2 separate regions of the Homo sapiens genome follow, and region 1 is linked to region 2. Evidence: chromatin loops called from intact Hi-C (ENCODE). Cell type or tissue: heart left ventricle. All regions are shown on one strand. Links, peaks and the distances in the headings refer to the core of each region. The heading gives the core; the rest is flanking DNA.

Region 1 (4,396 bases), core at 114-4,113, 47 kb before region 2:
TAATCCCAGCTACTCGGGAGGCTGAAGCAGGAGAATCACTTGAACCCGGGAGGTGGAGGTTGCAGTGAGCTAAGATCGTGCCATTGCACTCCAGCCTGGACAACAAGAGTGAAACTCCATCTCAAAAAAATAAAAATTTAATAACTATTTGTCAAACATATGTAGAAAAAAGTAACAAATTTCCATAAATATTGATAAGACTGATGAATACAATTGAGAAGCAATCAGCAAGGAACAAATTGGTGACTAAGTATTAGTATTATATACAGTATAGTAAGTTATAGATGAAATAGCATACCCAGTAGTAAAAATATAGTTACCATAAAGCGCAAGTACTTGATGCCTAAAATCTATTTCTATGAAAGTTTGTTCACAACTACATTCTATTTTTCTAAATACTAGTTATTAATAATATATTTGCCCACAAAAAAATGCTTTTACATATAATTACTTCATTTAAGCTTCACAAAAAGCCCATAGGCAGAGTGTTATTCTCTTCATTTTGATTTATGAGAAAAGGGCTCAAAAAATCCAGTGGCTTTCCTAAGGCTATACAGAAAAACTGAGACAGCCACCTACATCTTCCCTCTTAGGTCAAGTTTCCTAGAAGCAGAGCCTGACATGAGGATTCTCATGCTAGTAATTTATTGAGGGAGCGAACACCTGTATGTGCATAAGGGAAGTAGAATAGGACAGGGGAAGGGGCTGGGCTAAGATATGGGTCAGCTAGAGTTTATCACTAGCCTGATGCCGTGGGGAGCTCTGGAGCATGAGTGCTCCACAAATTTTTCCTGCCTTGAGACAAGAGAGCGAGGCTTTTATATCCCTTTATCAATCATTCATTGCCTCTTGCCCTCCAACCCCACCCCACCCCTGGTGGATGGAAGCTGCATCTCTGGGCAAGGAGCTTACACTCATGGAGTCTACAGCACCTGGAAGATGGGTACCATGGCCAGGTAATGGACTTCTGGGCCAAGCACCACCACTATCTACCACATCTTCTGAATCCAAGTCTACAATTGTTTTCATTATGTAACTTTTAATATTTTAAAAATTACATTTTATAATAATGATGAGCCTGCAATGTTTTCAAAGTCAAAAGATTTATTAAGCACTTACTCTGTAAGGATATAGGAGGATGAAAAAATTATGAAGAAAAAAATACAAAATCATGATTCAAGTAATTTTTTCATTCTTTTTGAGACAATCTTTGCATGCAAGTTTCCATTTCAAGAAGTTTTCCTCACTTCCCAGTGAAATGACATTACGTATATATAGATATACTCTATATATACATACACATATATATGTATATATGCATATATATATATATATACACATTGTATGTGTGCGTGTGTGTATGTGTGTAATTCTGAATAGGTTCTTAAAAAACAAAAAGGGAACTATATCAGTTAGAATTAGATTTGGCTATAGAACCAGCACAAAATGACAGTAGCTTAAACAAAACAGTTTCTTTTTCTCTCACATAAAAGAAATCTAGAAATAAGCATTTCAGAGCTGTTATGGTGATTATCACAGACCCTGGCTTCTTCCAGTTTTTACCTCCACCATTCTTCTTTGTGGTTCAATGTGATTGCTAGAGCTCCAGCTATTGCATTCGTGTCTCAGGCAGAAAGATGAAGAAAAAAGAAAGGAGGCCATGTTCTCTCTCTTTAAAGATATTAGTGTGTACTCCCACACGATTTCTGTTTATGTTTCATCGGTCAGAACTTAGTTACAGGGTCATATCTGACTGCAAATAATTTGGGGAATGTAGGGTTGTTGTTCTTTTGTGGGTTGTTTGTTTGTTTGTTTGTTTGTTTGTTTGTTTAGCTTGGCAGTCATGTGCCCAGCTGGAATTTGGGGTTCTCTTATTAAAGGAGAGATATTTGGGAGTAGACAACCAGCAGTCTCTGCCACAGACACCATTTTACTCCAGAAACTTTGAGGCTTTTTGGAAAATATGAAAAATCTAGGATCAGATTAAAGGAAAGCCAAGCAGAGCCTTCATTCTATTAAGTAAGTTGCCTTCCCCAACAGAGCTCCAGAAAAACCTCTTGCTCAAAAGCTGCAAGATCTGGAAACAAGGTGGGCCATGAGGTAAATACCAATGAAAAAAAGAAAAAAAAAAAAGGATGATGTACAGTTAAGCAGAGCAGCCAGCCCCATCCTTCCTCCTCCCCGGCCTCAGTGAGGTCTACTGCTAAATAAAGCAGTTGAGGGTTTGCCACGAGCTCCTCACATGGGTTGCACTTCTGACTACATTCTGGCTGCCACACCCAGCAGGGAGGGAAGAAAGGCTGAGCAACAGAGTGAAAATCACACACAAGCTCAGCCTCCATGCTCTGTAACTCATTCCTTCCTTCCCAGGGTATGACAGCTCCAACTGGGGTTGGATCCTTGCATCCTTGGATCCTACCGGCAGAGGCCGTTGAGAAAGCAGTTGACAAGGAGCACCAAAAAGACTTCAGAGACTTCAATGCCCTCAGATACCTCACCATCACATTGGTCCCTAAGCTTCACTACTTAAAGAAGGACTTGTACATGGAGACCTGAGTTTAGGGGTGCCACATTCCAAATGTTTTCCAGTGATGCTTTAACACCTCTTAAAAAATGGTGCCCATCTTTCTATGTCTGGTTGGTCTGTCCCCTTAATATGGCTCTCACTGGGTGGCACCTCACTGTGCTGTCTACATACTAACTACAGACATGATATAATAATTTAAAGATGATTTTAAAAGCTAATAGTGATATAAATGTACATTCTTCCCATCATGGAATACTGAACACATCAAGCCTGTTCCTGCTATAGGGACCTTTGATCAAGCTATTTCTCCTGCTTGGAAAGCTCTTCCCTCAAGCTTCACAAGGCTGGGTTCCCATCATTCTCCTTTTATCTCAAATGTTGCCTCCTTAGAGGAGTCTTCTTTAACCACCCCAATCTAAATTCATCATCCCCCACTCCAAGTGCCTCTCTGGTGTGCAGCCCTCACCAGACAACTGAACCTGCAGATTCCTTGGTCATGGACTTTCCAGCCTCTAGAACTGTAAGAAAATACATTTCTAGTTTTTACAAATCACCCAGTCTCAAGTATTCTGTTTCAGCAGCACAAAATAAAGTAAGACACTGTTACATATTTCATTGTCCATTAACAGTTGTGGGGTTTTTTTGTGTGTGTGCATGTGTGTGTGTGTGTGTATGTGTGTGTGTGGGTGTTTTCATAGTATGGGCCTGGTGCCGTGGCTCATGCCTATAGTCCCAGCACTTTGGGAGGCCGAGGCAGGTGGATCACTTGAGGCCAGGAGTTTGAGACCGGCCTGGCCAACATGCTGTAACCCTGTCTCTACTAAAAATACAAAAATTAGCCAGGCGTGGTGGTGCATACCTGTAATTCCAGCTATTCAGGAAGCAGAGGCATGAGAATCGCTTGAACTCAGGAGGCAGAGTTTGCAGTGAACCAAGATCACGCCACTGCACTCCAGCCTGAGTGACAGAGTGGGATTGTCTAAAAAAAAAATTAAAATAAATAAAATAAAATAGTATGCACTGAAGAGCATTGCCCCACAATTCATCTCAACATTACTAGATTAAATGATTTAAATTATTTGATGAGCTCATGTTTAATTTTAAAATTATAATGAATTATTAGCCTTTTGATAATATTTAATGTTCATTAATGAAATTTCAAACTCCACAACCCATTTTATTAACATAGCATGCATATTTCCTAATAAAACAAAGCTGTGAAGCATTCATTACCTACTAAAAATTACACAGTGGGACCGTTATAACTTATGTCTCATCTTCTCTCCTTTCAACTGGAAAAGTCCTGGAACATTTATCACGGGGAATAAGTAAGAAAGGAAGGGAGAAAATGAGTCACCTTCTATTCCTGCTAGCAAATTCTATTTGGCTTCTTCCACCACCACCTCCTGTCCATCCTTCTGGTGCAAAAGACCAGAGAAATTGGGGGACAGTAACAAGATAGTTGAAGGAGGTTACCAGAAGTTGCATCAGATGAAATAATCGGGAGAAAGAATTTGTAAAACGACACTTCCCAGTAAGATTCCCCACAAACGTAAACCCAGTCATTTGGGTCATTTGTGACTTTGATTGGCATATTCAAATTGTGCCAATCATTTGGCACAATTGTGATTGGCAGTCATTTGTGAGTTTCAGCATGAAACAGTGACAAGAATCTAGTCACCTCTGCAACAGAACATCCAGTAACTGACATTGACTGTCATCTCGGCAACACTATGACCTCATTACATACCTTTCTTTAGAAAGTTTACTGTCTCTTTTTAGATTCTCTTGGATTTTCAGTTAAAAACATCAAAGATAGTTTTATGTAATAAGCCAGATGACTGTGTTTTCCTCCTTCTTTTCTATCCA
Region 2 (4,396 bases), core at 234-4,233:
AATGGGCACAAAAATGTGAGCCATTCTCAGACCGAATGGAGAACTCAAGGCCCAAGGGAAAATCAGAACCACCAACTAGAAGGAGGCAGGTCCAGAATGAATGATTAGAACAGCTCCTCTCCATCCAACCTGCATGGGACTATAGGGTGAAAAAGAAATATGCCACTGAGATTTTGTTACAGCGATCAGCACAGTTAGCATAACATAATGAATATGTTAAGACTATTTCATTTGTCTCAGAGAACTATGTCAAAGATTAAAACTGGCAGGGGTGGGGGTGGAATGTTAAGTATACTTGAATAAAGCCATGATTTTAAAAAGAAAGCAGGGGGTCTTTAGAGATGTACTGCATCCCCTCACCTACTCCCACTTCCACCCTGTTCAATTTAGTTCTTCGTAATTATTTACCAATGTCTACAAATGAAGGCCATGTTTCTTGCCATGGCCTTCTCAGGAACACCATGGCTTGACCAGAGCCCACCCTCCTTGGGCCTCCTCTCCCATTCAAGGCTACTTAAGTGAATGAATTTCACTCTTCTGAACTTTGGCTGCCTTACACTATTCCCTCTCTGGAATGCTCTTTCCCCTCACCCCTGCCTAGCTGAATTGCGCTGTTCTCCCTGCCACTTCTACTGCGGCCTTTCTGCTGGAAGGCTCAGTTGGAAAGGGCAGCATCCTGCTGTGACTCCTGCAGCCCTTTCCCTGTACAGCCCGGAGGACACTTCTTACATGCCATGCTTTGTGATGATGACAGGTGCATATCTTCTCTGCCCTGCTAGGTTTCAAGTTCCATGCACACAGAAACTCCATGTGCCATTATATAAGATATTCAATAACAAATGCTTAATGAATGCATGAACACAATGCACTCATGGCATTCATTTATTGCATAAGTCAATGAATAATTGAATGGAATGCCACAACATCAGCTTGAATGGAAGACCCCTTTCCCTCCAAATGAGTCTGAATTACCCGTGGCCCCCAGCTAATATAAAGATGGAGCCACTATGCCAAGGGCAGAGCTTATGAGAGGCAAACCCAACAATTCCAAACTAGGCTCCACTTGAAACATCAAGGTTCACATGGAAAGGAGTCTGCAAGAATGTAGCAGGAAAAGGAGGGTGGGGTGGGCGAGGAACACTCTTAATTGTTTAAGAAAGTATGGCCAGGTACAGTGGCTTATGCCTGTAATCCCAGCACTTTGGGAGGCCAAGGCTGGAGGATTGCTTGAGGCCAGCAGTTCGAGACCAGCCTGGGCAACACAGCGAGACCCATTTCTATGACAAATTTAAAAATTAGCCAGGCATGGTGGTGCACCACCTCTAGTCCCAGCTACTTGGGAGGCTGAGGTGGGAGAAACTGCTTGAGCCAGGGAGATGGAGGCTTCAATAAGCCCTGTTTGCATCACTGCACTCTAGCCTGGGAGACACAGTGAGAACCTGTCTCCAAAAAAAAAAAAGAAAAGTATGAAAGTATGGAAAGTAGCTTAAATCTTCAGGTAAAATTAATTTTTGACATTCACATACAGAAAAGTGATCATTGAGTGCACAAGCTTTGTATGTGCCAAGCTTCATGAACTTCCACAAACTGATCATAAGCTAGGCCGGCACCGCATCAAGAAACTACCAGCAACCCAGAAGCTCCTCCCTTTCAGGTTGTACATACTATTTTAAAAGAAAAGGAGGCAAGAGGGGAGGAGGAGAGAATGAAAAAGGCTGGAGGAATGGAGACTGCCAAGGCATCTATTTGAAAAGAAAATGAGAACCGCTATGGCAGCAGAGGGGCACACCCGGGGGAACTCGAGCCCTCACTGAGACACACCCTGCAAGGCATTTCCCAATCTGCAGAAAATTCTCACTTGATTCAACAGACACACATGATGGGTAATTCCAGAAAATGCAGGCCAAGCTTTGAAGGCAAAAATATTCCTCCTAGGTATAGAGCAAGGCAGGTAGAGATCCCTTCCTGTCCCGCCCCAGGTCCCTGCAGGAGCTAGTGCCCGTGGCCCGCAAGGTCCTTGTCTACCCATCAGAGAAGAAAGCAGTACAGAGGCCACTGGAATAAAGTTGATTTTTGCTTGAAAAGAAGAAGAAGGAGGTGCAGGGCCGTGGCCTCACAGTGACCCGGCTCACCCTCCTGGGGACCAGAAAAGCACTTGGCTCCCGGCCAGCCCCAACACCCACTTCCCAGCCCAAGCCTGCTTTGCTCCTGTGACCTTTTTCTGAACCTGGAGAGGTGGGGCACCCTCTTGGCTTCCTTCCAGCTGGATGTGACTCCTGCCAGACTCAAAGCTGAGAACCCAGGGCTTTGGAAGGAACAATGTTCCCTAAGAAGGCCTGAGAAGCAGCTCCTATTATAATCTCCCTTCCAGCCTCAGGGCCAGGGATTTGAGAGCAGACTCCAACTAAGCTGGTCTACTCATTCTTCCTCTCTCCTAGGACCCTCTGCTATGCTCTTGAACAGGGAAAATCCTATGAAGGAAGGAAACAGATTTGGTTCGGAAACTACTCCCTTATTGCAATCAGCTTTGTCTCTGTCAGGATCATGGTGTGTGTGTGAGACGTGGATGAGACAGTTAGGTAGGTGACTAGATAGGTGCATAGGTAGGTAGATAAAATTCCTTAGCAGCAAGCAGGTAATTCTGAAGGCAGGGACTCAGGGATGGGTCTGGATATCCATTCCATGGGAGGATTTCTGGCTCACAGGACACGGTACCAACGGTCTTTGGTCTTATACTTCAGTCAATATTAGGAATGGAACAACAAAGAAAACTACTAAATTGGACCAAATAAGAGCTATAAAGGAGATGTTTCTAAAGGATTGTGGTTTCTTATAATGTCAAACTAGGTTCCCTCCTAAGTTCCACACCCTACAGACCATTTTCCTCCCAAGTTTCACATTGCAAGGTTTGAAGAGGAGGCAGATTGGAGAGTTTTACGTTACATGGTTACATGGAAGGGAGGGGCTGTCTGGGTTTTGGTTAGTCTGGGAGGCTTTGCGAATATCACTCAGTACTCCCATTGCTTCCTGTAAATACAAAGGAATCCAATGGCTTCCAAAAAGAGAGACTCTATACAAACTAACCATTCCACCAACATTTATCAAGGCCTTGGCTTTGTATGTGGCAAGCACTGTATTAAGCTCTGGGGAATACAGCGAGTCAATACAGAGCAGTCACTCAAAGAACCCAGTCGGGTAGAGGAGGCAGCCCAGTCACCAGCTGTCCTCACCCAGGAGAAGTGCTATGATGACTGCCACTTACCACCTGTGGCACCAAGGGCAAGCCACTCAACTTCTCTGTGCCTTGCTTTTAGCACCTGTAAGTGGAGACAATAGTAGTGCCTCTCCCCTTGGAAGGATGTGAGGATTAAATGAATGAATGTACTAAAGTTCTTAGATCAACGTAAGACTCAAAGAAAGTGCCATAAAAGAGTTTGTGAGCCAGGCACAGTGGTTCACGCCTGTAATCTCAACACTTTGGGAGGCCAAGGCAGGCAGATCACTTGAACCCAGGCGTTCCAGACCAGCCAGGGCAACATGGCAATATCTCATCTCTAGTAAATATACAAAAAATTAGCCGGGTATGGAGGCTCACACCTGTAGTTCCAGCTACTTGAGAGGCTGAGATGGGAGGATCACTTGAGCCCGGGAGGTCAAGCCTGCAGTGAGCTGAGATTGCACTACTGTACTCCAGCCTGAGCAACAGAGTGAGACCCTTCCCTAAAGAAGAGCTTCCACTTATTGGTGGTGATATTGTTATTGTGGTGGTTACTATTGGGAGAAAGCTTCCCTAACCCTATGCTTTCCTGACCAGAAAGCCCTCTCAGTGGAGGTTACTCACTCTGAATACCAATGAAGCAGGAGCTGGTCAAATGGCTGAGGGGATGAGAGAAGGGGGAGGGAGAGGAGAGAGAATGAGGGGAGGGAATAGGACATAGGGAGTGGCACACAGAGGCACAGAGGTGTGGTGGAACACAGAAGGTATGAAAGCAGAAATTGGTGGAATTCAATCATGGAAGGGAATTGGAAGAGGAGAATCTGGAAGAAAGAGTTAAGGATAGTTCATAAGGGATAAATCATAAAAGGTCTAAAGTATTATGCAGGCCAGGTGTGGTGGCTCACACCTGTAATCTCAGCACTTTTGGAGGCTGTGGCAGGTGGATAACTTGAGGTCAGAAGTTCAAGACCAGGCTGGCCAATGTGGTGAAACCCAGTCTATACTAAAAATACAAAAATTAGTTGGGCATGGTGGCGCATGCCTATAATCCCAGCTACTCGGGAGGCTGAGGCAGGAGAATCACTTGAACCTGGCAAGTGGAGGTTACAGTGAGTTGAGATCACACCACCGCACTCCAGCCTGGGAGACAGAGCTAGACTCTGTCTCAAAAATAAAAAA

The links. A loop is a pair of places that touch in the nucleus more often than their neighbours do. Peaks named below come from ENCODE experiments on the same cell type or tissue, not always from the same donor. Only the 100,000 strongest peaks of a DNase experiment are listed, where the experiment ranks them.
Region 1: it touches region 2 in a loop (6-fold over the local background); 2 of 110 quality-filtered maps call a loop at or near these places.

The regions. Positions count from the first base shown.
Region 1 is chr7:106,809,924-106,814,319 of GRCh38, forward strand. The region is part of intron 1 of LINC02577 (long intergenic non-protein coding RNA 2577); the gene reads left to right. Among named protein-coding and RNA genes, the nearest start is that of LINC02577, 37 kb to the left of the region's middle. In heart left ventricle, for the core only: no CTCF peak of the experiment used is centred there; no DNase peak of the experiment used is centred there.
Region 2 is chr7:106,857,007-106,861,402 of GRCh38, forward strand. No RefSeq gene overlaps it. Among named protein-coding and RNA genes, the nearest start is that of PIK3CG, 6.1 kb to the right of the region's middle. In heart left ventricle, for the core only: no CTCF peak of the experiment used is centred there; a DNase peak (open chromatin) is centred at 2,165.